Linked DNA regions of Mus musculus: region 1 is linked to region 2. Evidence: chromatin loops called from intact Hi-C (ENCODE). Cell type or tissue: left cerebral cortex. All regions are shown on one strand. Links, peaks and the distances in the headings refer to the core of each region. The heading gives the core; the rest is flanking DNA. Region 1 overlaps Phactr3 (phosphatase and actin regulator 3). Region 2 overlaps Phactr3 (phosphatase and actin regulator 3).

What was found. Hi-C counts contacts between places; a loop is a spot of excess contacts. Peaks named below come from ENCODE experiments on the same cell type or tissue, not always from the same donor. Only the 100,000 strongest peaks of a DNase experiment are listed, where the experiment ranks them.
Region 1: it touches region 2 in a loop (9-fold over the local background); 4 of 42 quality-filtered maps call a loop at or near these places.

The regions. Positions count from the first base shown.
Region 1 is chr2:178,185,666-178,201,092 of GRCm38, forward strand. All of the region lies in intron 1 of Phactr3 (phosphatase and actin regulator 3), which reads left to right. Among named protein-coding and RNA genes, the nearest start is that of Phactr3, 51 kb to the left of the region's middle. In left cerebral cortex, for the core only: a CTCF peak has its summit at 10,557 (motif pointing right); a DNase peak (open chromatin) is centred at 7,389; H3K4me3 peaks cover 362 bases; H3K27ac peaks cover 2,160 bases.
Region 2 is chr2:178,233,235-178,248,661 of GRCm38, forward strand. All of the region lies in intron 1 of Phactr3 (phosphatase and actin regulator 3), which reads left to right. Among named protein-coding and RNA genes, the nearest start is that of Phactr3, 99 kb to the left of the region's middle. In left cerebral cortex, for the core only: no CTCF peak of the experiment used is centred there; DNase peaks (open chromatin) are centred at 8,403 and 9,925; H3K27ac peaks cover 3,408 bases.

The DNA.
Region 1 (15,427 bases), core at 4,109-12,108, 47 kb before region 2:
AGGCTCTGCCTGTGTGTCTCACAACCTTCCCTGTGTGTATTTCTTCTGTGTCCTCCCTTCTGTGAGGACAGAGTCACCAGAATGGCTTCCCACATAGTCCAGGATGACTTCATTCCAGCTTAGTTAATGACATTTGCAAAGACCTCATTTCTTTTTTTTAATTTAATTTTATTTGTAATTCATTTTTTATACTCCATGTTCCATCCCCCACTCCTCCCCATCCACCATCCGACTGCTCCACATTCCACACCTCCTCCCCACCCCACCCCATCTCCATGTGGATGTCTCCACCCCCACCCCACCTGACTTCTAAACTCCCTGGGGCCTCCAGTCACTTGAGGGTTAGGTGCTTCATCTCTGAATGAACCTCATATCAGCTGGTGTATGCTGCCTCTTTTGGTGGTCCAGTGTTTGAGAGATCTCGGGGGTCCAGGTTAATTGAGACTGCTGGTCTTCCTACAGGGTCGCCCTCCTCTTCAGCTTCTTTCAGCCTTCCTTAATTCAACAACAGGGGTCAGCTGCTTCTATCCATTGGTTGGGTGCAAATAACTGCATCTGACTCTTTCAGGTGCTTGTTGGGTCTTTCGGAGGGTAGCAAAGACCTCATTTCTAAGTGAGATCCCTCTCTGAAGTCTGAGTGGATGTGAGTCTTCAGGACACAGTCTTCCATACACCTCTGGGAGGAAGGGGAATTACTGTGGACATGTGGTGATGTACCCAATCTAAGTGGCTTCAGGGAGGTGCTGTTTCCTTCAGGTTCATGGTTACAATCATGGGTGTGAGGGCAATATGGCACACCATGATGGATAGGAAGGAGAGAGCATTCTCATGAGAGGAAAAGATAGACCCTTCAAAGATATGTCCCCAGTGACACACTTCCTCAATCCAGGTCCCACCTTCCAAGCTCTGCCACTCCCCCCAACAGTCTATTCACACTTTCAGTTTGTCAGTGGGTTGATTCTCCCATTAGAGCAGAGGCCTCTGGATCCAGCCACTCCACAAAGCCCTTTGGACAGCAACTAAGCTGCCACTACAGGAGCCTGTGGGAAATAGCTAAGGTTCAGCCCATACCAGGATGGTTCCAGGATGGAGTTGCTAGTGGCTTTGGAAGACAGACACCAGCATTAGGACTCTAGACCACTGGACCAGAAAGACGCATGGACTTATATGTCGCAGGGCTGCCTCTAGTGATACCCTTACGTTAATTTTTTGTCATGCGTGAGTTTGAACAGCTTTTGATACACTCTGCCATAGTGACTGAAGTTCTGACGTATGCATCACATACTCAGTTCACTGAGGGTCCTGAGCCTTGCACGACATGATGCACACACACCCTGCTGCCGCTGACCTATCTCGCTGATGATATGTGTAGGTCCTGGGGCCCACTGACTAGCTCTCATCCAGCCCTGCCATGCCCTTTCCAAGCTGTGTGGCCTTGGGGTGGACTCTGGGATTTTGTGGACTTTAGGCTATCTCTTAGTGGAAGATGAAACATTGTTGCAGTGGGGCTGCAGGCAAACTGGGAGCATTTGGTTGTGCTTATAGGACCTGGTCAGCTCTGTGTTTTGAGGTTTTATGTTTTTTTTTTAATTTTTATTTTAGGGATGTATTTATTTTATGCATATGTGTGCTTTGTCTCCACATATGTCTGTGGGCCGCATACATGCCTTGTGCTCACAGAAGGCAGAAGAGGGCACTGAGTGCCCTGGAACTGAAGTTAGAGATGGCCAGGAGCACTGTCTGGGTTTGGGGGCCTATCTAGGGTCTTCTCAAGAGAGACAAGTGTTCTTGAGTGCTGAGCTGCCTCTCAAGGCAAGTGTTTTATTTTCATTCATTTGTGTTTGCATGTGTGCATGCATGTGCAATTCTGTATATGTCTGTGTGTGTATGCATGCATGTGCAACTGTGTGTGTGTGTGTGTGTGTGTGTGTGTGTGTGTATGCATGTGAGTGCAGTGCCCATGGAGGCCAGAAGAGGGCACCAGATACCCTGGGGCTGAAGTCACAGGCAGTTGAGAGTTGCCTGTTATGGGTACTGGGAACCGAGCTCAGGTCTTGTGGAAGAGCAGCAAGTGCTCTCACTGCTGAGCCATCTCTCTAGCTCCTAGGCTTTACTTTAATGAGAGCATTCTGTGTGAGACTCAGCGTTTAGAGTCCTCTGAACACATGGCTAGGATGACACTAGGGTCACACAGTGGTGTGGAATTTCCCACTTCCTCTTGAGCATAGGTGATTGATAGGTGCCTATTTTCCTTTGACCCTCCTTTCCCCCAAACCACTAGGAGAGATAAGACTCCTTTCATAGTAAGTTCTTTTTGCCAAAGATCCACTTTGTGTAGAAGATCAGGGAATGATAGGATAAGGAGGGGTGGCCGAGTTGGTTCTGAGAGTGCTTGCTGCCTAGCCTGAGGGCTTAAGTTCAGTCCTGTGGGACACACATGATATCAGGAACTAACTTCTATAAGTTGTCCTTGGACACGCACATATGTGCTGCAGCACATGCACACACACATATACATACATGTGCACACATCACACACACATACACACACGTGTACATATCACACACACATACATACACACCACCACACACACATGCACATACATCATACACACAATGCACACACACCACATACTCTTATATACAGACATTCACAGACACACTCCATTCTCCCTCACACACACATAATAAATAGGCAAATAAATGGGCATAAAAACGAATAAATAAAAGGGAGGCAAAAAGACAAACCCCCCTAAAGGACATAGAATGTGGATGTGATAAAGAGAACTTCCAGGTTGAAAGGAGATCAAAAACTATGGCTCTTCTCCCTCCCTCAGCTCGGCAGCTCATCTCTTGGTGGGCATGGCTTTCCTCCCTCCCTCTCAGCTCAGCTGCTCATCTCTTGATGGTAGCCCTGACCTTGCACCATGCAGGATGATTCTTCTTCAAAATGAACCGGAACAGCTCCTCGCCCTAATCACGGCGCTGCCTCTCAGCCTCCTGGTGACTTTGACCTCTAGCCCTTTCAGAGGCTCCTCCACGGAACCTTCTTCACTGGCATGGTTCCAAACACATGATGACCCAGCCTGGATCCCCAAGACCACACTTGGCTGCTGTGCCTTTGAATCTCAGCCTTATGTTTTATCTCAGTCCAACTCCCAGCGTCCTCCCGGAGCCCATGGTGTGGGTCCCTTGTTGGTTGCAGACATCATACATACACTTGGGTGTGTTCAGCTCATTGCTTCCTTCTAGGGCTGAGACCAAAGGGCTGTTTGCTAATCGGTATGGGGGATCAGAAAAGCAAAGGCATTCAGATCCTGGCTCAAGGCTCCCCTTTGACACTCACCAGGAGCACCATGCCTCTTCTTCACTCAGCTCCTGCTGTGCCTCTGTGTAAGCCCTCTCCCATTCACCCCATGTCTTTCAGTCTCCATGAGGTTGGAGATTAGGCCTCTTCAGGCTCCTCTGCCCTTCCCCCTCTCTCATGAACAATCTATTTCTCCCCTCACTGGTGCAGCCTGCTTACTTTGCACCTGGCTTGCTGGTTTTGTCTTATTTTGTAATCAAGCGAAAGCATCTATTTCAAGTAGTCTAAATTGAAGTTTCATTTCCCAAATTGCAGGCACGGCACAAGCAGTCTCCCAGGGAAACACTCACTTTAGCAAAATTTACTTAGCTGTGCCCCTGGTGTGGGGGCATTTTTCAGAGCTCTGAAATGTTTGCTGTGATTACTAACATCGCAGGGACTCCTTTATGTCTGTAGCATTCATAGTATTTGCAATAGCTTATATTTTTCTCATGATAGATTCTGAGACATAAATTTGAGTAGGCAAATATTCTAGGCTTCTGTCTTAGTTAGGGTTTTACTGCTGTGAACAAACACCATGACCAAGGCAATTCTTATAAGGACAACATTTAATTGGGACTAGCTTACAGGTCCAGAGGTCCACTCCATTATCATCTTAGCTGGAGCATGGCAGCATCCAGGCAGGCATGGTGCAGGAGGAACTGAGAGTTCTACATCTTCATCTGAAGGCCACTAGGAGAAGACTGGCTCCTACATAGTTAGGAGGAGGGTCTTAAAGCCCATGCCCACAGTGACACATTTCCACCAACAAGGCCACACCACCAAATAGTGCCACCCCTTGGACCAAGCCTACAAACCACCACAGCTTCATAAAACAAAAACAGTTGCCACTCCAAAGGGCTGGTCTGGCCTGTGCTGCTTCCTCACACCAAGGTGTTTGATTTCGGTGGACCCCATAATGCCCGGGGAACAGGTAGAGAATTGGCTGGGCTGAGTAAAGACAATGGAGCTATTTGTGCCTCTCTGAGTTCAAGTGAAATGAACTTGTTCCAAAGCACAATGTTGGGATCATAAGCTATGCACTTGGGCATTGAAAACAGAGGGTGGGACCAAGACATTGCAGTGATGGCCAAGCGCCAGTTAGGAAGGGTGCCCATGGACTCCAGGTTGAACTGGGTAGAAATGCCCTGTGGGAGCTGAGGGAGGGACTGAGGGGGAGGGAGGCCAATGCAACTTCCATATCTTAGTAGAGGGCAAGATTAGCGGTCTGAGTGAAGAAGGAACACAGGTGTGTCGTGTTCTCATGGGAAGGTAGGGGTGGGTTAAAGTGAGTATCCTAGTGGCCTGGTTGTGGTGACTTGATTGGTTCTGTGTTGAATGTGGAGGGCTTGTGATGCCAAAGTGGGGGATTTCATCTTCCCAGGGGTACTAGGAATTGTAAGGAGACCACTGAGGCCCTGTGGGACATCAATGGTCACAGGAACACTAAAGGTTATAGTTAATTTGGCCAGGCAAACTGAGGTGGAGTGTGGGCTTATCAGCAGGAGCGTGGAAGCGCTTGGGCCTAGCCCCCAAGGACAGTCTGTGAAGAAGACTGAAAATCCAAAAAGAATCTAGATGCAGGGACCTAGATGTAGAGAAAGAGGGACTATGAGTCTGGTACCTGCTGGATACCCCTGGTGTGGTAGCCAAAGCTGGCTCCTCCTCACTTGGGCTCTATAATACTTTCTGTGGCTCCTTTCCTAGCCTCACAGAAACACCCTTTGTGAAGACACCCTTTGCCATCAAGTGCCATGCCATCAGCCTGGAGCCTGATTTGGGGACCACTCACATATCCCCCAAATCTACCTGTCCCAGCCAAAACACGGGGCCCCTGGTCTACTGCACAGGGACATAAGGCTAGAGCTAGTGCTCCAGAGAATCAGTGAGCGGTGCAGAATAGAGAGGGATGTTTGGTGCAGGACTCAGGGAATGCCTGTTTGTGACAGTTACACTGGTAATTTGGAGGCAGATATATATAGACAGACACACACACAAAGAAAGAGACAGAGAGAAAAAGCTAAAGACAGACACAGAGAAACAGTGAAGAGAGAAAGACAAAACGAGAAACATACAGATTGAGAGACTGAAGCAGAGACCAGGCTGAGATGCAGCTGGCTGTCCTCTGTGCACCAGGCACATCAGGGGCCAGAGAGATGGAGAGAAGGCACAGGTACTGGCTGCAGGTCTAGGAGCCTGGGACTCTGGAAGTTCCTCTCTATTATCCACTTTCCCCTTAAGCTAGTCTGGCTGGACTCCGGCTCCTCACCCTGTGTCTTCTTAAATAATGGCTTGTTATTTTTGCACAGAAGCACAACATTACCTTCAAATGACCAACCTTTCAGTGGCTTCCTGTGACCAGCCTGAAAACTCCCACCTGAGGCACATTGCCTGAGATGTTCCAGTAGTGCTGATGTGATGGGGTGCTGGGATGTAGATTATCAGATCTCAAGGCAGTTGGTCAGCTTTGAGTAGCCCATCTCCTTATAGATATAGAAATGTCTGCTCATAGATCAACCCAGAGTGAGGCCAGCTCAATAGGACCAGAAGCCATCCCCCAACTCCACAGCTGCCCCCACCATGACCCTGGATCGAATAATGACTCATTCAAACCCTCCAGCCTTCTGTATCCTTAGGCCAGCTGAGTGCCCTAGGCTGGCTTCCTCTGAGTCAGGATGGGGCTTAAAGGTGTCATTAGCTGGGCAAGGACTCTGCAAAGGACAGAGGCAACTTCTCAGTGTCATCAATGACTGTGGAATTAGATTATCCAGAATCCTTAATGGGACATGGCTCTTAGCAAACATGCAATAGATGTGCAATTTCCCCCCAGGAATTTTCTGCGGAAGACCTGGCTCTGGGTTGGAGCTCACTCTTGGGGTTCCTTCATCTCTCTATTGCCCCCTCATCCTTTTTCCCTTCTCTCTCTCTTTCCCCCAGTTCATATCCCCGAGGCTTTGCTCTGCTGAACTCTTTGTTTCAGCCCTGGACAGGTGTACCTGTTATCTAGGCAGACACTGAGAAGGAAGGAGCCCAATGTCCCTCTTGAGGCAGAAGCAGGGTTCAGATCTCCCACCTGCACTTGAGGAAGGACCTGGACCATGCTGAAGGCACAGAACCCAGTGTTGGGATTTGGCTAGTTTGCTTTTAGCCCAGGCTGGCTCTTTGTGGGTATGAGCACCATTCCCACTCATAGCAACTTTTCTTCCAAGTAGGGACCTCCACCTTAGGGACTCTTCTGCCCTTAGGGGATATGGGCAGAATGTCAAGAACGTTGGCTATAACTGAAGTAGAATGGGGGGCTCATGAGAGAATCCAGTGGCTAGAGGTAAGGCACACTGTTGGTGTCCCATGATGTAAAGCCCTACCTCATAGAAGCCACTGCCATGAATGCCACCAAGGCTGAGGATGGACATTTGTGCCCTGGGCCCTCTGAGGCTGACTTTCTGTTCCCATGCCTGAGCCAGTGACCCAGGACCTGGGGTGCGTGTTGGGTGTCAGGTGAGCCTCGGATAGTGGCCTCCCCATCACTCTGTGGAATGACTAGGGTTCAGGATCTTTGTCCATGGGTTGAGTGTCAGACCCCCTTTGTTGTAGTGAACCGTGACCCACAAGCTGGGCTCCAGACACAGTGAGGGCATCAGGACTGCAGGCAGGGGCGTGGAAGAGTCATAGAATCCCTGAGAAACTCCTTCTCTGTCATCCTCCGAACCCTCCCAAGTCTGAAAGCAGCTGCTAGAAAAGTGGGTTTGTGCATGAGGCTTAGGGCTTCAGGTCTGGAGAGTTCTGCCTCACTCTAGTGGGCTGCCAGCCCAGGCTGTATTCCTGAAGATATGGAGCAGAGTGGAGGCTGGGATGGACCAGGCCCTTGGTCCCCTGAGCTGCTCTTCTGGCCTTGGGCTGCCCTCCTCACCCCAGCCCTGCCTCGCTCACGCATGTCTATATTTAAGAATGTTTACAGATAATAATGGGCTTCAGCCCCCAAAGGCAGACGGAAGCCTTCCTTGCAATTGCTAGGCTGGAGGGTTTTCAGTGAGTCTGAATGAGCGAGTGAACGAGCCCGGGGCTCCTTGCCAGTCTCTGCCTCCCAGGGCACCAGGGAACATCCAGGAGCTGCAGGGAAGCCGAGCTGCTGGGGAAAATGGAGCCTTCCATCCAGAGCCACCCCTTGACCTTGGCCATGAGGCAAGTTTAATTCCCCCAGGGTGGGCGTCTATTTAGGAAAGACCTTTGACAGGCAAAGGCTGAGCAAATCCTTGCTGCGGCTGTTCTGGGGAACGACCTTCTTTCTGGAATCAAAGGACTATGACTGATTGGAGGGAGTCTGCGGTTGGGAAAGGTGCTGACCCTCTCCCACAGGCAGGTCCTATTTTCATGTTCCCATGGGTCTGAGAGGACCAACCCTGAGCTGTGTCCTAGAGCCCAGAAGAAGCTGGTAGGTCAGCTTGTGTTCTCGTGGAATGCCATTGTAACCCGTTACTTCCAGGCTAGACATCTGCATGCCTGCTCATCCTGAATGCAGGATAATTTCCAGGAAACAATAGGTTGCTTCCTCAGGTCTGCCTGTGTCCTGTTCTCAAGCTGTGCTTTCTAAAAATTCAGCATACAGCAGAACCTCCCTCCCAGGTGGCAGTTTTGGCATCCATGTATGGCTGGAGACAAACCTTCCCCTGTCAGGAGTGATTGTCCCCCTGGGGCCTCTGTCCCAGCTTCCTGACTTGGGGACATATGCAGGTTACTGTTTGGTTCTTCCTGTGAAAGCATTCATTGGTTTGGAAGTAAGGTTGGGTGTCTCAAGTTAGAGGCAGAAAAGGAGAGGGGGAAATTGAGTCAGGACGGTATGTGATTTTAAGTTAATGGTTGCCTGAGGTGCCTGCCATGTTCCAGGATGCAAGGATGTTTCGACCCAGTGAGAACTGTACATTCTGGCTCCTCAGCGCTTCTGAAGAAGGGAGAGTTGTGCATGCTGACAGACTCACCCCCCACCAGCTTTCTCCTTAGGGGGCCCAGAAAAGAAGGTCATCTCACACACTGGTGTGCCGCATGGCTGTGTGTTCTGCTGTGTGGATGCAGTACAGAAGGGTGAAATGCATGCTAGTTTTAAAAACACAAACTCAAGGACTAATACATCACAGATACTCGCACACACACACACATGCACACATGCACACCCATGCACACATACACCACACTCACATATGTGCATATACACACGCAAACACACATACATGCACACATACATATGCATGCACATGTGCACACACAGGTGTGCACACAAGGCATGCATACCACACACATGTGCATGTATTCATGCATGCACATATGCATGTATACCCACACACGAATGCATGCACACACACACCATATACACACATACACAGGTACGCACATCACACCACACACACATACATGCACACACACCCATGCATAAACACACACACACACACATACACACACACACACACACACACACACACACACACACACACACATGAGGCACTCAGGGTCCAGGGAAGCCACTTAGAAGGTAACATTCATTTGTTACCTAGGTGTGACTCATTTGTCACCTAGGTGTGACTCTTGCAGAAGTAAACATTCCCAGACATCTGCAAATTCACCACTACTCAGCTTCACGACATTACAGGTGAAGTAAAACAGGCTGAAAAGGAAGCCCTCTTGGAAATTCACTGTCTCTTTATTCACACCATGGTCTGTTCCTGAGCCACACCCGTAAGTGAGTAGCTCAAGTTGTTTGCCATTCTGTGGGCTGGCAATGTGTATACATTTTTTTCTTGCTGAAATTTGTTCATATTAATTCCTTGATTACTAAGGTGTAGAGTCCCCAGTCAGTGTTACAGCCCTCAGCCTGGTGTCTGAACACTGTTGTTACATAATGCAGTCACCTTGCTTGTGGGAAAATAGTTTAAATATGCATGCTCAGAATATCATTATTAGGAGCAGCCTGCCTTTCTTGAAGTCACAAACTGTGATCGTGTAAAGTTGTCCGTCAGAAGTACCCAGCCTTATGGAGGTGGCTGAAGCCAGTTGTTCTTGGGTCCCAAGGTTGCTGCTTTTGAGCCCTGGAGCTCTTGGTGCTGAGCCTGTGGTGCTATTTTTAGCTCCCTTCCTTCATGCATCTTGACATCATTTGACATGTCACAGCTGAGTCTCTTCTGTGCACGGCAGCTACCGGGCTCGGTAATCTGTGTTTTCTGGGATGAAAATAGTCCTCACCTAAGCACATTTATTTATTGTATATTAAATTTATGATGTCAATTATTTTTAAAAGCTACAAAATAGGGATGGGGAGATAGGTTAGTTGTGTGAGCATGAGAACTTGGGTTTGATCCCCAGAACACACATACACAAGCTGGATGTGGTACTGTATGTACCCTTGTTATCCCAGCACTGCAGAAGTGGAGGCAGGTGGATCCCTGGGACTTCCTCGCCAGCCAGCACAGCCTAATTGGTGAGTTCAGACCAATAAAAGACAGTTCAGGAGAAAGATAAAGAATGACACCCAAGGTTGACCTCAAGCCTCTACACTGAAGCACACACATGTACACATATAAGCACTTGCATGTGCATGAACACACACACACACGCACACGCACACACAGACATGTACGTACCACATAGACACAAAGTAAAACCTATCCTTTTGATCTTAGTTCTGTTAGGTGACCTGGTAATGACCAAAAGGGTAAGGACTGTTAATCTTGCCACAGGACCACAGGGCAGAGTCATGGTCCTGAGCTTCGAGTACCTGAATCATGCAAGGCTCATCTGTGGGTGTTTTTGAGTCTTCAGACCTGGGGCCATCAAGATGATTTGGTTCTCCAGACGTCCTGGATGATAGTGCTGGGCACATGCCCTGTGCCTCAGATCTAGGTCCTCCTGGATGACCTCAGAGATTTAGGGAGTAGAGACCCTACTTCAGCAATAGATGGAAGGACAGGGGACATTGCTTTGCTGTGCCCTGTTCGTATGGTTGAGGGTGAACTTGACTGGAAAAGAACCAAGCATGTAAGTCAGGCTCGCTAGCTGGGGCTGAGTACAGGGCGGCGACAGGAAGAAGGCCTTGCACTGAGATGTGATCCTGGTATTTCGGGAGAATGAAGTCAGGCATGTGACCCTGAAGTACTCGGTTGTCTGGCCCATCCAGGTACGAATGAATGTGTTGCTGGTGAGCACACACAGTGTGGGGTCTGGTGTTGCCACTTGGTGGAGCTGTGGATGTCATGTTGCTTGGGAGGCTTCTCTCTCTCTCCAGACATCTGATAAGCATTCAAAAGGCAAGACAGGCCTTAGAGACTTGGGAGAGCATCTCTTGCCAGTGTGTATGAGGCCCTGGGCTGCATCTTCATCACAGACAGAAACAAAAGGAAAATGGGATGGTAGAGTGTAAGTTAATGCAACAGGCTTGTCTCAGCCGAGCTGCTCTATGAGCATCTGTGTGGGTATGGATATGAACACACGTTTATATTCATTCTCTCTCTCTCTCTCTCTCTCTCTCTCTCTCTCTCTCTCTCTCTCTCTCTCTCTCTCTCTCCCTCTCTCTCTCCTCTCTCCTCTCTCTCTGTGTATGTGTGTCTGTGTGTGTCTGTGTGTGCCTATCTCTGTGTGTGTGTGTGTGTGTGTGTGTGTCTGTGTGTGTGTTCCTGTCTCTCTCTCTGTCTGTGTGTGTGTGTCTGTCTCTCTCTCTGTGTCTGTGTGTGTGTGACTGTGTCTCTCTCTTTCTGTCTCTCTCCTTCTCCTCTCCCCCTCCCTCTCCCTCCCCTCCTTTTCTCTCACTCTTCTTCTCCTCCCCTCCCTCTCCCACCCTTTCCCTCTCCTCCTCTCTCCCTCCCCTCCCTCTCCCTTTCCACTTGTCTCCATCTTCTGCCCTCTCTGCTTCCATACCCCCTTGTTCCTCCTCACTCCCACTCCCAGTCTCTACCCTCTATGCTTCCCCCTCCTGCCCCCTCCTGGCCACCTGATAGCAATCTGATCCAGAAGGATTTTGTCTATGGATGTTCTCAGATCCACTCAGAGGGAAGATGGGTCGAGTACCAGTTGCTTCTCCAGGGTCTTCCATTCTGCTGCCTGGCTTTAAAAAGTTCCGGGGGAGAACTTGTGCCATTGATTTGTATGTGGCTTGTGGCCACTGTGGAGGCAGAACACATAGTACACCCAGCAGAAAACACTCTCTTCCTGCCTGGTGCCTGGGAAGCGACCCCCACTCACTCAGTGTTTCACACCCAAGTCTACACAGGCTCAGAAGACACAGCAAGAGGCTGAAGCCTGGAAGTCAGCAGGTCAACATGGGGTCACTCACTGCAGGATTCTTTTCTTTTCCTGATTTTATATTCAAAACTTTCATAAGTCGTTTTGATAATTGTGTGAGTAGCATGGATCTCAGCAGGAACACCACAGGGTTCCATGACAGGATCTGAGCCTCTGATACTGACCATAGACTTGACACACTTGTCACCAGGGAAGAAGATAGGAAATCGATATAATTTTGTTGTTGTCTGAAGCTCTCATTTTATTGTCTTCCTATCTACAATAGTTCCATTGGTTCTTTGAGGATTTGTACAATGTGTTTGGGTTATAGTCACCCCTCCTCCAGTTCCTCTCATACCCATGCCACTCCTCCCTCTGTTTCTCTAAACCTATCAGGTCCAATTTGTGCTGCCCATGTACTCTTGGGTGTGTGACCATCCACTGGAGAACCTTATCAGTCTGACCCATGTGCTCCTGGGCCAGATAGCAAGCACCTTAGTCAGTAGAGTGTGTGAGAGGCTGAGCCTGTAGGAGGGCACTGTCGGTGAACTCCAAGGACTCAGGTTTGCAAGGCTCATGGTCCCAATCCTGCCTGGGGCTCAGATGAACAGGAAGCAGGCCTCTCAGTTACCAGCTACCTGTCAGCATGCATGGAAGCCAGTGGTGGAAGGGGTTGTGGGCAGAACAAGCAAGTTTGCTGTTGTCCCCAGTGTGTGCTGTGGGGGCTTAGACAGGAATGCCAACTATTGTCTTGCATGCTAGCAGGAAGCATTGTGGGAAATGAATAGGAAAATAGGCCAGGGGAAGGAGACTTATCATTGTGGTGAGAGGCAAACCACAGAGTATTAAATACAGGGGCAGGGTGGGGGTGGCAACATGGAGGTGGCATCTGAGCAAGAACCCGATGGAGTTAGGAAATGAGCGTGGCAGATTTCTGTTTGGACAAAAGCCTTGTAAGCAGTGGATGCTCCAATATAAACATGGAGATCAGTTGACTTTTCGTCTGAATGTGATGGGAGCCTCCGGAGGTTTGAGATTCAGAGTAGCATCCAGCCACTGATTTAAGAGAGTCCTTGGACCCCCATGGTGGGGACAGACCAGTGAGAAAGAGAGGTGACCAGGCTGGAGGCCACACCGAGATCCAGGCAGGTGAGGAGATGGCCACAGTGAGTGCATGTCTAGAAGACGGTGGTGACAAGACTGGCTGAAGGAATGAATGGAGAAGGGAGGAGATGCGGCTGTCTTGGGGGCACTTAGCTCTGTTCTCAGCAATAGAAGAATGGAGCTGGGGGAAGAGAGGCTATGGTAGAGCAGTCGGAGGAGATGGAAGTACAGTTGTCACTATGACAACTTTGAGACGCCCGTTAGACATCCCTGTGGAGGGGACAGATTGACAGTGAGACCTGTGGTCTAATGTCAGGGAGTGGTCAGGGTTGAAGGACCCTTGGAGGAGGCCATAGTGGTATGTATGCTGAGTCTCACTCCTTCCCAGACTCACTTGTTTGTCTGCTGCCTGCATCCAATTTGCTGAGCACTTTCTTTTAATCAAAGTCTTAAAAAAAATTCTTTCTGAAAGGAAATCTCTTGTCAGAAACAGAAATCTAATAGCACTGTTTTTGATGAAAGGCAGCCATAAAATGAGACAGTGACTATAAAGCCACATATAGGGGGCTGGGGAGACACTCAGTGGGTAAAGTGCTTGTGGCATATGCTTGAGGGACTGAGTTTGTGGTCTCTGCACCCACATAAAAAGCCAGGCATGGCCTGTCACCTAGACCATCACCTAGGTCTGTAATCCCAGCACTGGGGGAGGGGAAAAATGAGGACCCTCCGGAACTGGCCAGCCCATGTGTGAATTCCAGGATCACCAAGGGATCCTCTTAAACAGCAAGATGGAGTCACTAAGAAGAAATACAAAGACTGGACTCTGCATTCAGAGTACCTGTTCATACACACACATGCACACGCACACACATGTGTACACTCATGTAGCAAACACATACACACATGCATGTTGAGAGCATGTGTGTGTATGCATGTACACACACACACCAAACCAATATACAAAAAAACCTAGATGTAGTTAACACTAGACATGATCTCCCTCCAAGGGTGTCAGGCCAGAGGACTCTCCGAACTTTGTAAATACAACACCAACAGGTGTCAGGATGTCACAGGCAAACGAGTGCCAGATTATGGTCTGAGAAGGTTAGAAGGAACTGAAGAGATACTGATGCCTGTTATGTCGCTTAGGTCCATGGATACCCTGAGTCACTTCATGATCTTCTCTGTGCCTGACCCTTGAGGAGGCGCTGACTGGAGCAGCTGATCACTGGGGAGTGTAGAACCAGGAAGCTTGGAGGCCGTCTTGACTCTCTGCTAAATATTCCATTCCTTCTCATCTTGGAGACAGAATGCTCTCTGGAAGCAGCTTAAGTGAGGGTGGGCTTATTTGGACTCACAGTGTGAGAGGATGCTGACCATCAAGGAGAGCTCATGGTGGTAGGAGAGTGGGGCTGGCATTCCCTGCATCCCAGCAGACCAGAGAGCAGGGCTCTCCAGCCAGGCTCTCAGGGCCAACATCCAGCAGCCTTGTTTTCTCCCAGGTTGTCTGCATCTTCTGGAAGCTCCAACATGGCAGTATCAGATGGGGAGGGAGTGTTTAAGCATAGGAGCATATAAGGGGTATCTCACATTCCACCCATATCTACTGGCAAGCTGGTTTCTCCTCATCAGATTTTGAAGATGGTAATCTGAGAACGAGAAAGTGGGGTGTATCTCAGGAAGCAGCACAGGCCCCACTGGGATGGTTAGTGGCCCGCAGGCTTTCATTCTCTGGGAGCATTATCAGTGGAGTTTGGTCTTTTGAAGTTAAGCAATCTGCTTCTTGAATGAGACTTCCACATCCATTTTTTTCGTTCGTTCATTCATTATGTGTGTGTATCTCCATGCTAGTGTGTGCGGTGCTCTCACAGAAGAGAATGTTGGATCCCCTGGGGCTGTAGTTACATGTGGTTTATGAACCATCCATATGGTTTCTGAGAACCAAATGAGTTGTGCTGGATAATTTTATGCCAATTTGACACAAGTTAAAGCCATCTGAGAAAGAGGGACATCAATTAGGGGATGCTCCTGTGAGATCAGGCTGGAGGTAAGCCTATAAGGGCATTTTCTTAATTAGTGATTAATGGGGAGGGCCCAGCCCATTATAGGTAGTGCCATCCCTGGGCTGGTGGTCCTGCGTTCTATGAGAAAGCACGATAAGCTAGCCACAGAGAGCAAGCCAATGAGCAGCACCCCTCCATGGCCTCTGCAACAGCTCCTGCCTTCTGGTTCCTGTCCTGTTGGAGCTCCTGTTCTGACTTTGTTCCATGGTGAACGGTGATATGGAAATGTAAGCCTAACAAACCCTTCCCTACTCAACTCGCTTTGGCCATGGTGTCTCGCCGCAGCAATAGTAACTGTAACTAAGACCCACGCGCTCTTTACTGCTGAGCCATCTCTCCAGCCCTGCGTGGGGTTTCTTTGCATGTGAGTTTTGCCACTAAGTGTTTATATCAATCTCTCTCTGGTTGCTGGTTCTCAGTGCCTGACGTGCAATGGCAGATCTGACCTCTTTCACTGCAGAGCGATGGATGCAGCACGGGGATGCAGCTGTTTTCCTAGTTGCTTTGACTGTGGCATCTCTGGGCCACAGGCAGCCATTGTTCTTCTGTGTGGGGTACTCTGGGAAGGATAGGGTGATAGCTCGGCATTTTATATTGGAGGTAGGAGTTATCGTTCACCACATGGCTGCTGAGAAGTGCATAGCAAAAGAGG
Region 2 (15,427 bases), core at 4,004-12,003:
GTTTTCTGAATTACTTATCTTGGTATCAGCTTTCCTGTAGCCTGGAGGTTCTGGGTGCTCCTTAGTCTCCTGTTCCCCCTCAATCTTGTCAGTGTCATTATTTTTACATTTTTCCAGTCGTTATGGTCTGCAGATGGAAAAACCTCATCTCAGGTCACTTGGTGTTGACTTGAAAAACCAGTGACGAGGACCATCTCTTCCTTCTCTCACTGGCCATTTGTATGCACTGTCCCAAAGCACCTTCAGAGCCTGTCAAAATTCTGAGGTGGTAACTGCTAGGAAATTTTTAAAAATGCACATTCTAAATATCAGTGTTTGGTTGGTACTCTTCAACGTGACATCTCTTCAGATTCACTTCATGAAATTATCCCATGAATATTAATTAATAATTCTTTTAGGATTACGTACGTGTGTATGGGTTTGCCCATATGAGTTTAGTGCCCCTGCAGGCCAGAAGAGGGTATCACACCCTCGGGCTACTGTGAACCATCCAAAGTGGATGCTGGAAACAGAACTCTGTTCTTCTTCAAGAGCGGTATATACATACTCTTAACTGATCAGGCCATCTCCCAACCCAGAAAATCAATACAGGTCAATTTATTAACATTTTTACTTAGTATCTTATTTAAGGATAATTAAGTATCTTATCACTTATTTTGGTGTCATTAAATAAGATACTTAGTATCTTATTTGTATCTGCTCTCATCCTCAAATCTTGAAGGAGAAAGGGAAGCAGGCAGTTCATCTGTTTGCAGAGCCACATGGCTGACTGCCTCAGCTGTCAGGCCCTGGCCATTGTGCCATCCCTGCTGTACTGGCTGGTTTTGTGTGTCAAGTTGACACAGGCTGGAGCTATCAACAAGAAAGGAGCTTCAGTTGAGGAAATGCCTCCATGAGATCCAGCTGTAAGGCATTTTCTCAATTAGTGATCAAGGCGGGGAGGGCCCATTGTGGGTGGGACCATCCCTGGGCTGGCAGTCTTGGGTTCTATAAGACAGCAGGCTGAGCAAGCCAGGGGAAGCAAGCCAGTAAGGAACATCCCTCCATGGCCTCTGCATCAGCTCCTTCTTCCTGACCTGCTTGAGTTCCAGTCCTGACTTCCTTTGGTGATGAACAGCAATGTGGAAGTGTAAGCTGAATAAACCCTTTCCTCCCCAACTGCTTCTTGGTCATGATGTTTGTGCAGGAATAGAAACCCTGACTAAGACACCTGCATTGACGGGTTGTAATCTCAAACTGTGAACCAAACTAAAGCCATCCTCCCTTAAGCTCACTTATGTTCAGGTATCTTGTCAGGACAATGAGTTAATTCATTAGGAGAGCATATGGGCCTGTCTGCCTCACCTACATACAGCATTAGCATCAAGGGTTCATTATGCCAGGGTATCCGAAATAAAACATGTCCTATCACTGTATTTTCATCTAGACCATCCTAGCCATTCTCGGTATAAACTTTTAATTCATTGACACAAACCTGTTGTAGTTTTGAACGGGACACATTGGCCTTGTGCTTTGTGCCTTGTAATCTGGCCACTCTGCTGTCCTCTTACCAATGTCTCATGCACAGTGTCCAGTGAACATATTTCACCAAATTATTCTAGAAAGATTTCATGGTTTTTTTTAATGATAGTAAGATTGTCTCATTATTTAAACATCATTTCCTAAATCTTCAATTCTTGGACCTTCTTGTAATTAACTTAGTAATTAACTAAGTAATTAACTTAGTAATAAAATTATTCTAATTTTAAAAATTATTTTGGATTTTATAAAAACATCTCTCTGAAGGGGAAAGGTAACTTTTTTTTTTAGTTTGTAGTTCCATTTCTTTGTCTTTATTGGACAGTTTAACACCTCTAGTATAATTCTGAGTTATTATATGCTTGTTTCTGACCTCAGAGGGAATGCTTCAATATTTCATTGTATGGCAGAGTCTGAGGCCAGCTTCATGTGCATACTTTATGAGTCTCAGGAAGGTCTCTGAGGCTGGGAACATTTTTAATCATGAATGGGTGCCAGTTTCACCAAATGCTATTTTTTGCATTTGTTAAAAATGACTATGTGACGTATCTTCTTTCAGCAGCCCATACAGTGGTCTCGGATACTGGATGAATAATTTCTCTGGAAGGAGCCTGACTCTCTGGCAGGGTTCTGTTTTCCTGTGTACCCCAGTCTCAGGTTTAATAACATTCTCTGTAGTATTTCTGTGTCTGTCTCAAGAGAGGCTGCTTGCCATTTTCACTTCCAGGAATGCCTTTTCTGACTTTAGCATAGGGTTATCCTGGCCTCATGAAACAGATCCATAGGGTTATCTTGGCTACACAAAGCGGGATCATAGGGCTAGCCTGGCCTCATGAAGCAGGCTGGTTACTCAGCAGTCACTAGCATAAATCAGAACATGGCAAACTAAGAAAAAACAAAAAGTAAGAGTACAGGCCAGGGGCCTGCCCATAGTTTCTCTTAGGAGAAAAGACTTCTTTGTATATCTATTCAGCAAAAAATATCTTTTCTGTAGCACACTTGGTACCACCAAATGTGGAAGCCTCTTGTGGGAGCAGGTTTCTTCCTTTAAGTCCCATTTACAGGTTGAGAGTCTATAGTCAGGGCTATTTACCTGCCTCCTCTCTGCTCCTCCAACATCTTCTGATCTTACTCAGTCTAAGCCTCATGTCTTTCCAGAGGACAACTCTGGTCATTCCTGCCCAGGGAGGCTCTTCAATCCAGGACGGAGGATCTGCCCTCACCTACAAGAAGCCACCTGCATATAGCAGGACATTTATTCATGTTTTAATGTCTAGAGACTAAATATAATCCTTAAAACACTCAGCCTTGCAATCTATGAGTGTGATATGCAGCCCACTACAGTTTGATAATTTTCCCCATTTTTCTCAGGATCATTCTACCAAATGGATTGCGATCCATCAAGTTTTGGGTCTAAAAACAAGGTCTGTATGATTCTGGTCACCAAGGAGGCTGCAGGCTCTGGGCACAAGGCTGTTGACAGACCAAAGTCTGCATTCAGACTAACACTGATGCCAGTTTGGTCCAGCAAGTCCCACGTACAGTGCTGGGTGCTTCATCACTACCACTGGTAGGACGCGCAAGTGAATGAATGAAAGCCAGAAAACTAGTTATACTCAGAGGATGACAGCGACCAAATAGAACTGTCACCTGTGAGATGATTTCTGAAAGTTATTCTTGCCTTCATTTGCTTCCATCTCTAACAGTCTTTTAAGATAATTATTTCTTGTTTTCATGAAAAATTAAAAGAACCCAGAGTGTTTATTCAGTGAATCTTCTTTTGGGGTGGGGGGTGGGAGGTGGGGGGGAGAAGGATGGACGATGTTAGTAGTGGAAAGAACATGAGGACTTAGCCTATTTCATTTGGAGTCTTGGCTGAGGTGACTGGAGACACTTAGCCTCTGTGAGGAATGATTTGGAAGGTTCTGTGTCCCCTCTTCCAGATGCACTGTAGAGCCTAACAAGAGTGCAGTAGCCCCCTTGGAACCTTGGCATCAGAATCTGCCTGGGTCCAACAGGACTGTTACATGAATAGAATCTGCAAGGTCACACACTGGCTAACTTTTCATTTATGTTTAGAGCCTGAGCCTGGTTCCTCGTCTCCTGCACTTCTCATGACTGTTCTGGAAGGTAGATAATCATGGTCTAGAGTCAGGACAGTCATGCTTAGAAAGGACAAGCAAAGGCTTTGTTAACTTGGTGTCAAGTGGTGGAACTGGACGTCAGTGCCTTCCTGTGCCATCCTGAGTCATGACATGTGGACTTGTCTTTCCCAAGAGATCTGTAAAGAAGAGAATGAACTGGGTAACAAACAGCTCTGATACAAACAAGGTGTATGTTTTCAAAAATTAAAGTTTATTGTGTGTGCATGCATGGTACTGGTATGGCGGTGACTGTATACCATCTACGGTGCACACTGATGTCAGAATTTGACTTTGTGGAGTTGATTCTCCCCTGCTAGACATGCCATTTGGCTGAGGTCACATGGCCTCACACTGTCACCAGATGGCTTTGCTGCTTCCCAGGCAGCACCAGTTCCTCTGGAGTCTTTCCTCCTTTAGACAAGGACCTGCAAGGTCTTCTGAAAGTTTAATGGAGCCAAGTGCATGGTGGCCTGACGTTCTTGTTTTGTTTTAATAAATTGGTTTGCAGCCCTCACCAATACCAGATGAATAAATTAGTAATATGTTGTCCCTCAGGGGCTGTTGGCTTGATGGACAGCAGGCTGGAGGGTCACTTTTTCTTATTTGTGGTTTGTTCTTATAGGGGGTCTCCTATCATTCACTTTTTCCTTATGGCAGTTTCAAGTTTGCCCAGTTTTGCAGGGTTTTGAATGGATGGTAGGATTTTAGCTCACAAGGAGCAGTGGCAGCTTTCAGCTCACCTCTGCATAGAAATGGCTGGAATAAGCCTGCTGTTTCCCCTGAGCATGGTCTTTAGGGGACTGTAAAAGGTTTAGAAGAAAAGGCCAGGTTGCAGAAGCACATGGGACCTGGAGGACTCTCTTCTGGTTTCTTCACTTGTCCCTGATGTTAATGAGACTGTTGTCACATTCCACTAGGGAGTACCCATTGTTTTCTACACACACACACACACACACACACACACACACACAGAGAGAGAGAGAGAGAGAGAGAGAGAGACAGAGACAGAGACAGAGACAGAGACAGAGACAGAGACAGAGACAGACAGACACAAAGATACACAGAGACAGAGAGACAGAGATAGAGGCACATAAAGTAGACACAGAGAGACAAACACAGGCACAGATAGAGAAACAGGCACAGATAGAGAGACAGAGTGAAGACTGACAAAGAGACAGAGATAAAGACAGAGACACACAGAGAGGGCTACAGGCAGAGAAGCAGACAGACAGACAGAAAGACACAGACAAAATTAGACAGAGACAGATAGAGAAAGAAAAGAGAAGCTGATGCTGAAGGTGGTGTTGAGTTGCTAAAATTCCTTCCCTCCTAAGGTTCCCAGGAACAAGCTGAGGCTGTCTGCAAAAGTTCCCCCTGGGGAACCAATAGGTTTACAGCTTCCTCATATAGCCCAAGGGAGCAGTACAATACAACATGCTCTTTCCTGCTCCCAACATGGAAGGAAGCTTTCTCTCCCTGTTTTCCATGGCTCCTGTGCTCCAGCCCCTCCCAAAGGCCTCCTACAGTTAAGGTAGATCAGCATACAACAGGTGATAGAGAACTTCTGTGACCCATCCCACCCCACCCCACCCCAACCCACCCCTCTGTGATGAATGTAAACAGTCAAGGAGCCCAGTTGGGGTGATGGTTTTGCTGGGGAGCTCTGCCTAATCCTCCAAGATGGCAATTGCTTGGCCTAGAGGACAGTCACTCACAACATAGCCAGCTGGAGCACCAGACACTGTGATTCCCTGTTCTCATGCATAATCCAGGGGACAGGGACAGGTTTATCTCACTCACCAGCAACAGGAAACAGGGGCTAAGCGGGTTGGAGTCAACTTCCTCAAATCTCAAAGTTTCATCAGAACTCAAACCCGGTGCACTCTGGCTCTTTGAACTGAGGCTTGGCCACACCAAGTAAAACAGGCCTGCAGGTCCCTTTCCCTGGAGGTCTCACTGGCTTTGTAAGAGGTCCTGTTCTGGTGTAAAAGTTGGTTCACCAATAAGACCAACTTGCTGATGGTCTGTGCCCTCTGTGGGATGCCATGACGGCTGTGCTGGGTCCCTGTGGTTCACGGGGTCCTGTCTTATCTCCAAAGCAGTTTAAACTGTGACCTGGAATGGGAATGGGCCAGACCAAGGGGTAGGAGAGAATTGCTCTCAAGGGGAAGAGTATCTAATGTTTGTTCTAGACACCAAAGAAAAGAGAGGCCATAGAAGCAAGAGGAGCCGCTTGTCACAGCAAGGGGTGACAAGCACCGCTAGAGAAGGATGCCAGGCTTGTGAGTTTCCCATCCGCTAACAGAAGAGCTTTAACAGGAGAGGGGCCCCAAACCCTGCTTCACCAGGACGTGAAGTCATGAGGTAAGGGACAGACCAAGTCCTTGTTCTTAAGACAATCCTGTTCCAGTGGGAAGGGGAGAGATGGCCAGGACAGAAAGTTCAAGTGGCTACCTGACCAGTAGCTGAAAGTGACCACAGAGAAGGGGTCTGGGGAAGCCGCGCCTTTGTTCAGTGGGCGCTCAGGTGGGGAGTCCTCAATTCAGTAGTGTTGGGTATGTCACAGAGAAGAGCCACTGCCGAGACTATGAGGTGGCCATGATGGGACACAGAAGCAGGATGTGAGTGTAGCCTTCAGTGTGGCTGGAGTGTACCACCCGCTCAAGGCAAGTGACTGTCAGACACAACCTATACCTTCCAGGGGAATCTGCATTAGTATTCTCTGTGCGTGGAGCCTCCAGAGAGCTATGCCTGAAAAGCACTGCGCTTGGTCTGAGTTTTTGACTATTTCTCTCTGGGTGATTGGGGAGCAGCAATGGATGGGGCTGAGGCAGGGGCAGCACCACTGTTGGCACTGCAGATGACAACAGACTGACAGGTAGAGGTGACTGTGGGAGGGGCCGAAAGGTCTAGAGACATTGGCAAATGCTGTGCCTGCTTTGACATGGAGCCTGTATCTGGACATGGTCTGGACCTCACGGAATGGAGGGCAGTGTTAGATCCGGGGTGTCCACATACAGTCAGGTCAGGAAGATCCCTGCCAGAAGAGAAGAGGCGTACGTGGGTGTCGTCTGGCTCAGCTATGGGACCTACAACACATACTCAAGTCCACGCATGTGCTATGTTGGGTTCTGAGGCATCTATGGGAGCTCTCACTGCAGCCTTCATCACAGGCTGATTTTAAATGTTTTCTTCACCCCAAAGGAAACCATTCATGTGTCCATTCATCCATTACGGAATCACACCCCATTTCCTTCCTCAGTCTATGAGCACCCAGGTACTCTCTGCCTCTAAATTGTCCTGTTCTGACCTTTCATAAAAATAAGAAAGTGTGTGGTATGTGTGTGTGCATTATGTGTGTGTATGTGTATGTGTGGTGTTTGTGAGTGTGTGTGGTATGTGTGTATCTATTGTATATATGTGTATAATGTGTTATGTATGTGCAGTGTGTGGTATGTTTGTGAGTGTGCCTGTTTGTGTGAATGTTCCTGTGTGTAAGTGTGGTGTGTGTATAAATGTGTGTGTGGTATCTGTGTGTATGGTTGTGTGTGTGTACATATGTATACATCTGTGGTTTATGTGCATGTGTGTGCATGTGTTATATGTGGTGGATGTGTGTGGTGTGTGCATGTGTGTATATGTGTTTGTGTGTGGGGTGTGTGTGTGTGTGTTTATGTGTGTGTACATTTGTCTGCATATGCTGGTATGGAAGCCCATCCCATGTAGAGGCCAGAGGAGGACATCAGTTGTCCTGCTCCATCACTATCTGCCTGATTCTCTTGAGAATGAGGTCTCTCCCCCATCCTAGAGCTGAGCTGGCAGCCAGTCAGCTCCAGCTATCTTCCTGCCTCTGCCTCCCACAGTGCTGGGGTTAGAAGCCATGCACAGCCATACCTCAGTTTTTCCTTAGGTGCTGGAGATTTGAACTCAGAGCCTCACACTTACAAAGCAAGTGCTTTGATCTGAGGCGTCTCCTTAGCTCGGTGTGTGGTCCTTTATGATTTAGGTATTTTGCTTGGTACCCTGTTTTCAGGGTCCAGCCATGCTGCAGCCTGCTGCCGCTCTGCTCCCCCTTATGGCCGAATCTGTCTATCTATAGATTAGCTGCACTGTGTGTCTCACTGCTGAACTTCTGGGCTGTCTCACCACATGGCTGTTAGGAACAATGCTACCATGGATATTTACATGACAATTCCGTGTGGATTGTGTTTTCAGGAGTTGGGCTGTTAAGTGGTAACTGTTCGTCGTTTAAGGGAGCTGCCAGCCTCGGCTTTTGAGCCCCAGTTCCAAGTCCCAGATATGTGTGAGGTTCCGGACATCTCTGCCTCACCCTCATTCACAGCTGACCGAGATTTCTCTGATAACTCCACCATGTTGAGGAGTTAACCATGGCAAAGCTAGCCACCCCAGAGAACGAATGGGCTCAGGAGCGGGGTCCTCTTCTCTGTCTTTACTCAGACTTGTTTCAACCTGAAGCAAGGGCTGGCCCTCTTGGCCTTGATTACATTTGCCTGATGGATGAGGGAAGAAATCATTTCCAAGGCTGAGACCCTAGTAGTCCCCAGTGGCTCCATTTGGCTGAAACATTAAAACCACAAGTGCAAGCTTTCCTGCTGGGCTACAACTGTGATCAAAGACCCTTTGTACTGTACCAGCAGCTGGAGAGTGAGGAGTCAGAGGGAGGCGAGGTGGCTGGGCCAGTCTCTGCTGTGTGCACAGAGCAGCTGGCCAGTGTGTGCCTTCTTTGACTCTGGTCTAAGCACCTCTGCTTTGGGTGGCTTCGGGAACTGGTGCTGCTTCCTTACCTGGAGAGTCCTGAAGCCTGTGGTGCTTGGGCCCCTGTGGAGGCTGATGCATCCAGAGCCTTTCCGGGGGTGGGGGGTGTTGTCTCTGGGATGTACACTCAATGAAAACACACATACTTGACCTCTTTGACCTCCAGGCCTTTTCATGCTGTAGAGAGCAGAGTGGGTCAGCTGAATATGTTACAATTTTTTTTAACTTTTTATTATACTGGATTGGTTTATGGTGTCTTTTAATCTTTATGTATGTGTGCAGTTAGGAACTGTGTGTGCTACATGCACTCGAGCCTGTGTGTGCGTGTGTGTGTCTATGTACATGAACATGGAGTTCAAAGTCAGAAGATAGCTGGTGTCTTCCTTTGTAGTTATCCAGCTTGTTGCCTGGAGCCAGGGTCTCTCCGTGAACTGTTAGCTCACCCTTGAGGCGGGATGGCTTGCTCACCAGCAAGCGCTTGGGATCTATCTTTCTGTGATGCTCAATGTTAGGGTTACAAGCTTGCGAAGCCATGCTCAGCCTTGCAGATTCAAACTCAACCTTGTCAAGTGAGTACTTGACACACTGATTCCTTGCCCTGGCCTTTGATCAAATTCTTAATAAAAATAAGTAAAGGTTTAATTTGATGGCATTGAGTGAAGTGGTCTTGCCATACTGTAACACCATGGCCGAGGCCAGATCACTCCTGTCACTTTACAGGAAGGGACTCTCCTTGCCCTGTCTGGATGGCCACTAATCCTGTCTTGATTCTTACAATGGGGTCCTGAGCTCTTCAGCCATCTATCTGTTCTGATTCCTCTCTGTACTGCCAACCTCAGGGGCTCTGTACTCTCTGCTTCCTCAGCAGAGGACATGTGTCCCCCTGGCCACCTCAGGTCGCCAGGAGCACGAGGCCCTGCGTGTGAGTCAGGTATGCACTCAGCTGCCCGGGGCTCATATCTTGTGGCATTGGTGGGAGAGTAGTTCTCACCTGTGGGAGATTGTGCACCCTCATGTGTTAGTTTGAAGGCAAAGCTCAGCAAGGTGTGCAAAGGACTTAGCACAAAGTCAACTGGCGTCAGAGGCTCAACTGCTAGTCACCTTCTTACTTTGGGACACTTGAGGTCAAGTTCATGCCACAGTGATGCGGACAGCTTGTGACATTCAGTACATGTGTGTGGCCATCTAGTCATTTTCTGTGTCTCTCTAGAGTGCCCCATGGCACCCAGGGATGATACAGCCCCTCAGTTTCCCCAGTCTCTGGCAGCCACTCATGCTTTCTGTGTGTGTGGCTTGACCTACATATGAACTCTCAAACACACAGTCTCTTATGATTGTTTTTTCATCCTCTTTTTTCCGTGGGGACTGATCTAGGTTGTAGAATGAACCAATCTGTCCTGGTGAGTCAGTAAGCCCAAGTAGGCCATCGGGGAAGAGTTCAGCTTAGAATTACTCACCATCCCAGCAATTCCAACACTTCAGATGCGTGAAAAACCTGAAACCAGAAACTCTGGAGACTATGACAGTTCAGAAGTGCTTATCAGCAATGTCACAGCAGCCACAAGGGCCAGCTCCCTAAATGGCAGTCACATGGGCTCACAGATGGGACATGACCTCACAGTACCTTTTTGTTACATTTGATTGTCTTTGTTCAAACTTGGTTAGTGCCTACTGGCTACTGGTTCTCCATTGTGTTAGCTTTCCATGAAGTCTTTTCCTGGTGAAGTGACCCATCATTTTCTAACCACAGAGACTGCCTCAGTGTTTCTCCTGAGTCCTTACATTTGTGAATTCATCCTCACACACACATGTGCAGAGTTGAGGTATAATGTGGGGTGCTGAGAAGTGGAGTGGTGGTTTAGAGTTGAGTTACTATACAAGGTGCTGGGGTCCATGTTTAGGACTTGTGTGGGGTGCTGGAGTTACCATCAGTGTTTGCCTCCTCCCAGGAGAAGGAAGTATTGTTTTGGGTTATGGTGAATAGCCTGCTTGTAAGACTGCCAATCTGGGGTCTAGTGCTGATGAGGAACTTGAGGAAATTTGTGAGGTCATGGGAGAGATGAGAAGATTCCCAGGGTTTGAGGACAGGGCAGTACCATGCAGTCTCATAGGTAGGGGGCTGCAGATGTGGATATGTGCAGAAGGCACAGAAGGTGGGCATTGACGAGACCAGTCCAGCTTGAGGAAGGTAGACACCACGAATATCCTGTTCTGGTGTATTGTCCTCTTGCTGTCTCCATCCCTTGCCCCCAGACTGCACACAGACAGAGTTGGTCTCATCTTAAGATGGATCATAGCTACCAAGAGTCAGTGTCAGGCACCAAGAAAGAGAGAAATGAGTGGCGCTGTGTACCCACCCAGGTCCCCGTGGAAGCTGAGGGATTGGAGCCCCCAGTGCAATGTGAGTTGGGTAAGCTGGCTCTAGGGAGAGGGAAAGGGGATGTCCATGTCTTTGCCTAATAGCCTAGTGGGCTAGACCTCTCTGGACATAGAAGGACCATTCCTCACAATGCTGGCTATCTTCAAGGTCACCCGGCAGACAGCCACCAGGAGTTGTTCATGGAGGACAGGCCCCCATCACAGTTGCTGGCCACTCTGGTTCTGTTGGAGATCTCCGTCTTGCTCTGTTGCTTCTGTGACAATCACCAAAGGAAGCAGGGCCAGCAGGGTGGGGGCCTCGAGCAAAATCAGTTCCTGGGAAGGTGGAACACACTCCCATGCCTCTGTGTGCTTCTCGGGATCCTTTGTTCCTGCGGGGAAGGTCTCTTCCCAGCACAGTGAGTCCGGTGGTCACCATACCCAACAAACCTTCAGGAACATCGTGTGTCCTGAAAGATTCTGAGATGTACACGTACTTAGACTGGTTTCCATGGGTGAACTTAAAGCTGAAAAAAATCCTGGCTTGTCTGCATTTGGTTCTTACCTACGTACTGAGCCCTGGCAGGGCCCTGCTGGACTCTGTTTTTGGACCTTTACTTCATCTTGATCCTCATGGTCAAATAGCCATGATGGATGTAAAATGAATGAACCTTTAATTCAAAAGCAAATTATAAATTGAGCTAAAGGTCTGCTTTCAGGCTGGGTAGAGCTAAAGACTCAAGTCACAAGCTGCAGTAGTGTGGGAGAGTAATGCACCCCTGGGCCCTAGAGGATGTAAATGACCAACTAGGACCTTCAGCCAGTTATTTCCTGCCTTATAAAAGGAACAAATAGTAGTTTTTCCCTTAAGACATTTCCAAAGGACCCTCCCAGAGTAACAGTTGTACTATGGAGCAAATCCAGGTTTTTATCAATAAAGTTTTGTTAAAACATAGTCACAATCATTGATTTGCTTATCCACTCTGGCAGAGTCTCTGCTCCCACAGCCTGGCTAGTTGGCTGGTACCCAGCTAGGTAGTCAACAGAGCTCTTGGCATTTGTTGCCTGGCCTTTAGAGCAGACATCTGCCCATCACTGACCTCAAAATGAGAAAGGAGCGTGCCTTTAAAATACAAACCTTCTGGCTCAGAGTCTTCCAACATTAAACAAAGCAAGATGCCTGCTTTTGTGTATACAGAGGTGTTTTGCATATGCAGATGTGGAAACATGTGTTTTCAAGCACATAGTACACATGTAGGTACATGTGTACTCAGGGACATGTCCCACAAATGTGTGGAGGCCAGAGGTCACCCTCAGATGTCATTCTTTGAGAGCTATCCCTATGGTTTTGAGAACGGGTCTCTCACTGGGACTTGGGGCTTGCTGGTGAGGCCAGGCTGACTAGCCAGAGACTGCAGGCGCTCACTGCCCCGGCTGACTTTTTAAGTGGGTACTGGGGACTGAATAAGTTCCTCTTACAAGGCAAGCACTCCATTCACTGAGCGTCTCCCTCGATCCAAGACACCCTCTTTTAAGAACAACCTTTGCTTGTCCACAGCTGTCACTGGCATTATGGAAGGAGCACGCCTTGCTTTTTGGTTTTAGAAAGTCCAGACACTTGGATTTTGAGTAAGACTTTTGCTTAATTTGCACTGGAGTCTTGAGGTCTTCCTAAATGCTTTCTCCCCCAACCCCACTTATTCTGTAAGATATAATTTTTAGAATGTCTCTAGAACTGCTTTTATCCCTTGTGAAGATGTAGGTAGCTTCTTGCTTGAGCCTTTGTTTCAGAGTTTGCTCTGAGAAAAGCTAGAAGCATCTGAACAGCAGAAAGAGTGGACCTGGTAGTAACAATTCCCTTCCTCCCTCCCACCCACGACCCCATCGTCTCCTGTCTAAGCTCATGCTCCCAGCTCCACCCAGCATCTCCAGGGCTTCGAGAGTCACAGGTCTGCACTCAGCTTTGCCTGAGGAACTAGACATTTGCCCAGAGGCCTGGTGACCATTGGCAGAGTCACGGGCTGATCCTGAGCAGATGGCACTCTGGTTAGAGCTCTGTCATTACCACAAAGGCTGCTTGGGTGATGTCTCCATTTTCCATCCAGTGTCAGAAGTGGCAATGGTGACCATTTTTCTTGCCTTAACTTCAGTATTACTTCTGGATATCGAGCCTTGGGCAGCTAAGAGATGAGATGAGATGAGATGAGATGAGATGAGATGAGATGAGATGAGATGAGATGATAGCTTAGAGATTTCAAAACCAACTTCTGGTATAATCTTTGACTACAGGTAGTAGGAAGACTTTTGTTTTCAAAAGAAATGATCATTAACAGCTCTTAATAGGAATACGTTGAGCCTGGCCTTACAGCTCTCCTTGTATTTGGCAGTCTTGGGCGACCGTTCCTGTGGGTGATCAAATAGTCTGACAAGGATTTCTTACCACAGAACTTCTCAGAGCCTTTGCTCTGCCGGCATGGAGCCAGGATTTTCAAGAGAGGTTTTGCAGTCTAGACAGTGTAGCTCTCTAAAAGAAGCTACTTCTTCACACAGAGAGCATCCCTCAGTGGGGTCACCTGGGATACCCTGAAGATAACAACAGTGTCATGAGCTACTAGATGACACTAGTTGATACTGTCTGAGGATGAACTAGGTCAGATAGCTGGATTCAGTTGCTCAGTCATCAATGTCAATTATCTGCTTTGCACTGTGGCTTCCTGCCTCCTGGAGACATTAAAGTCAGAAGGACCCAGAAGTCTTAGCAGCCTCCTCTTGGACACCCAGGAATGCACAGTATTAGCTGTGCACTGCTGCTGTTACACTTCTCAGCTGAGCCAACCTCCGTCTTTTCTTCCCTGTGCTTGCACACCTCCACCTGCTGGCGAGAGAGAAAATGAGTTCTGGTTAGGTTGATTTGGGCGGAGCCTGGGATTGATGTGGGTGGGACCTGAGCTGATATGGGTGGGGCCTGAGCTGATGTGGGCGGGGCCTAGGGTTGATGTGACTGGGGCCTGTGTTGTTCAGGAATTCAGGGGCCCAGGGGTCACAGAAGACCATAAAGTGTCCTGTCTTGCTTCCAAGTGTGTGCCCAGCCTTGGTCTCTTCCCTTTGTTCTTATTCACCTTCTGTTCTGACCACTTGTTGTTTCTGGCATGGTGCAGAGTTGGGACCTGCGTGGGTCTAGGAGGTGTATTTTCTTATAGAAAGACTCCTGTTTGCTTCACACAGAAAAAGTCGTAGGGAGGAATTTCTGTCAAAGCGAGCTGACCCAAGATGTGTGTATGGATAAGCTCACCCAGAGGAGGGAACTTCCTGCAGTTTCCGGAAACAGAAAGGAAAGTATTACTGTTCCTACTTTTTAAATAAACATCTAGCATCCCTCCCAACCCTCACCCCTGGCAGTGGCCACTTCCTGCCTCTATACTAAGCAGCGTGATCATGAGAGACCTGTAGGGGGCGCTAACCCTGCCTCTGAAGGGTGTACCGGCCTGGCCCTGTTTAGCCTTCCTTGGGCGTGTGTGACACCATCCAGCTGTTACGGTCACTCGGCAGTTTTCCAGGTGTAGAGGCCACAGAGGAGGGTGCTTCTGCATGTGACACTTGGAACATTTTAAATCTGATTTTGAAGGTTCATATCCTGCATGCTGGGTATTTAGGGATGGCTGTCAAACCTGAGCCTGCTGCCTTGCCACAAGAAATGGACCTCTTGGCCTCTGATGCTTCCCAATATTTTGTTCCAAATCGCATTGGTGGTTTAGTCCCCCAAGTACCCGTCTCCCCACTCCCTTTTCTCTCTGATGGCAGCTTGTGATCAGCTGAGAGGGGAGTATACAGAGGTTAGATGAGGCCTCTGGCTCTTATCATCCAATACACAGTCACTGCCTCTGACCAGGAGAGTTGCTGTACATAGTCACGGAGTGGGGATGTTTCTGGAGCTGCTAGTGTTGGAGTCTGGGTCCTGTAGCCCAGACAAGCTAGGTTGGGCCTCTAGTCTTCAATGGGACAATTAAGACAAAGTAAAAACAGAACAAAGAGATTTATTCAGTGTGGCCACTCTGAGGAGAGGAACAGACTCCCAAGTCCATCATCCTAGTCTTGATAGGAGATTTAGGTTTAAAAAGAGGGCAAGAGGTCTGCATGGCTAATCTGTCCTGGTCAAGGTGTGGTCCTGCCCATCATTGACAAGTCATTGTCTCAGGTTCTGCCCATCACCGACCCATCATTGTCTGGGCTCCAGTATCTTCTCCAATGGGATCTGGATAAGCCATCAGAACTGAATAAAATCTGTTCCTTGGAGATAAGTTCTTGTGGCTGGCTACAGGATGAGACTCTTGAGGAAGAAATCATAATTCTGTGGAGTCCTTTCTCTCATAGTCTAATCGCTGGACAAGGGGATGCAGGTTTCTGCAGAACATCTTAGTTTCTCCTAACACTGGTACAAGAGTGAAAATGGTGCTCCACCTGCTGGGGTTGGAGTGGGATCGAAGGTTCTAGTTCATGTCAGGAGCCCAGGGCAGAGCATAGCACATAGCACATAGCACATAGCACATAGCACATAGCACATAGCACATAGCACATAGCAGGTACTGTGTCCACTGCCCTGTCCTGTGTCAGAGTCCCCAGCCTTCAGCCAT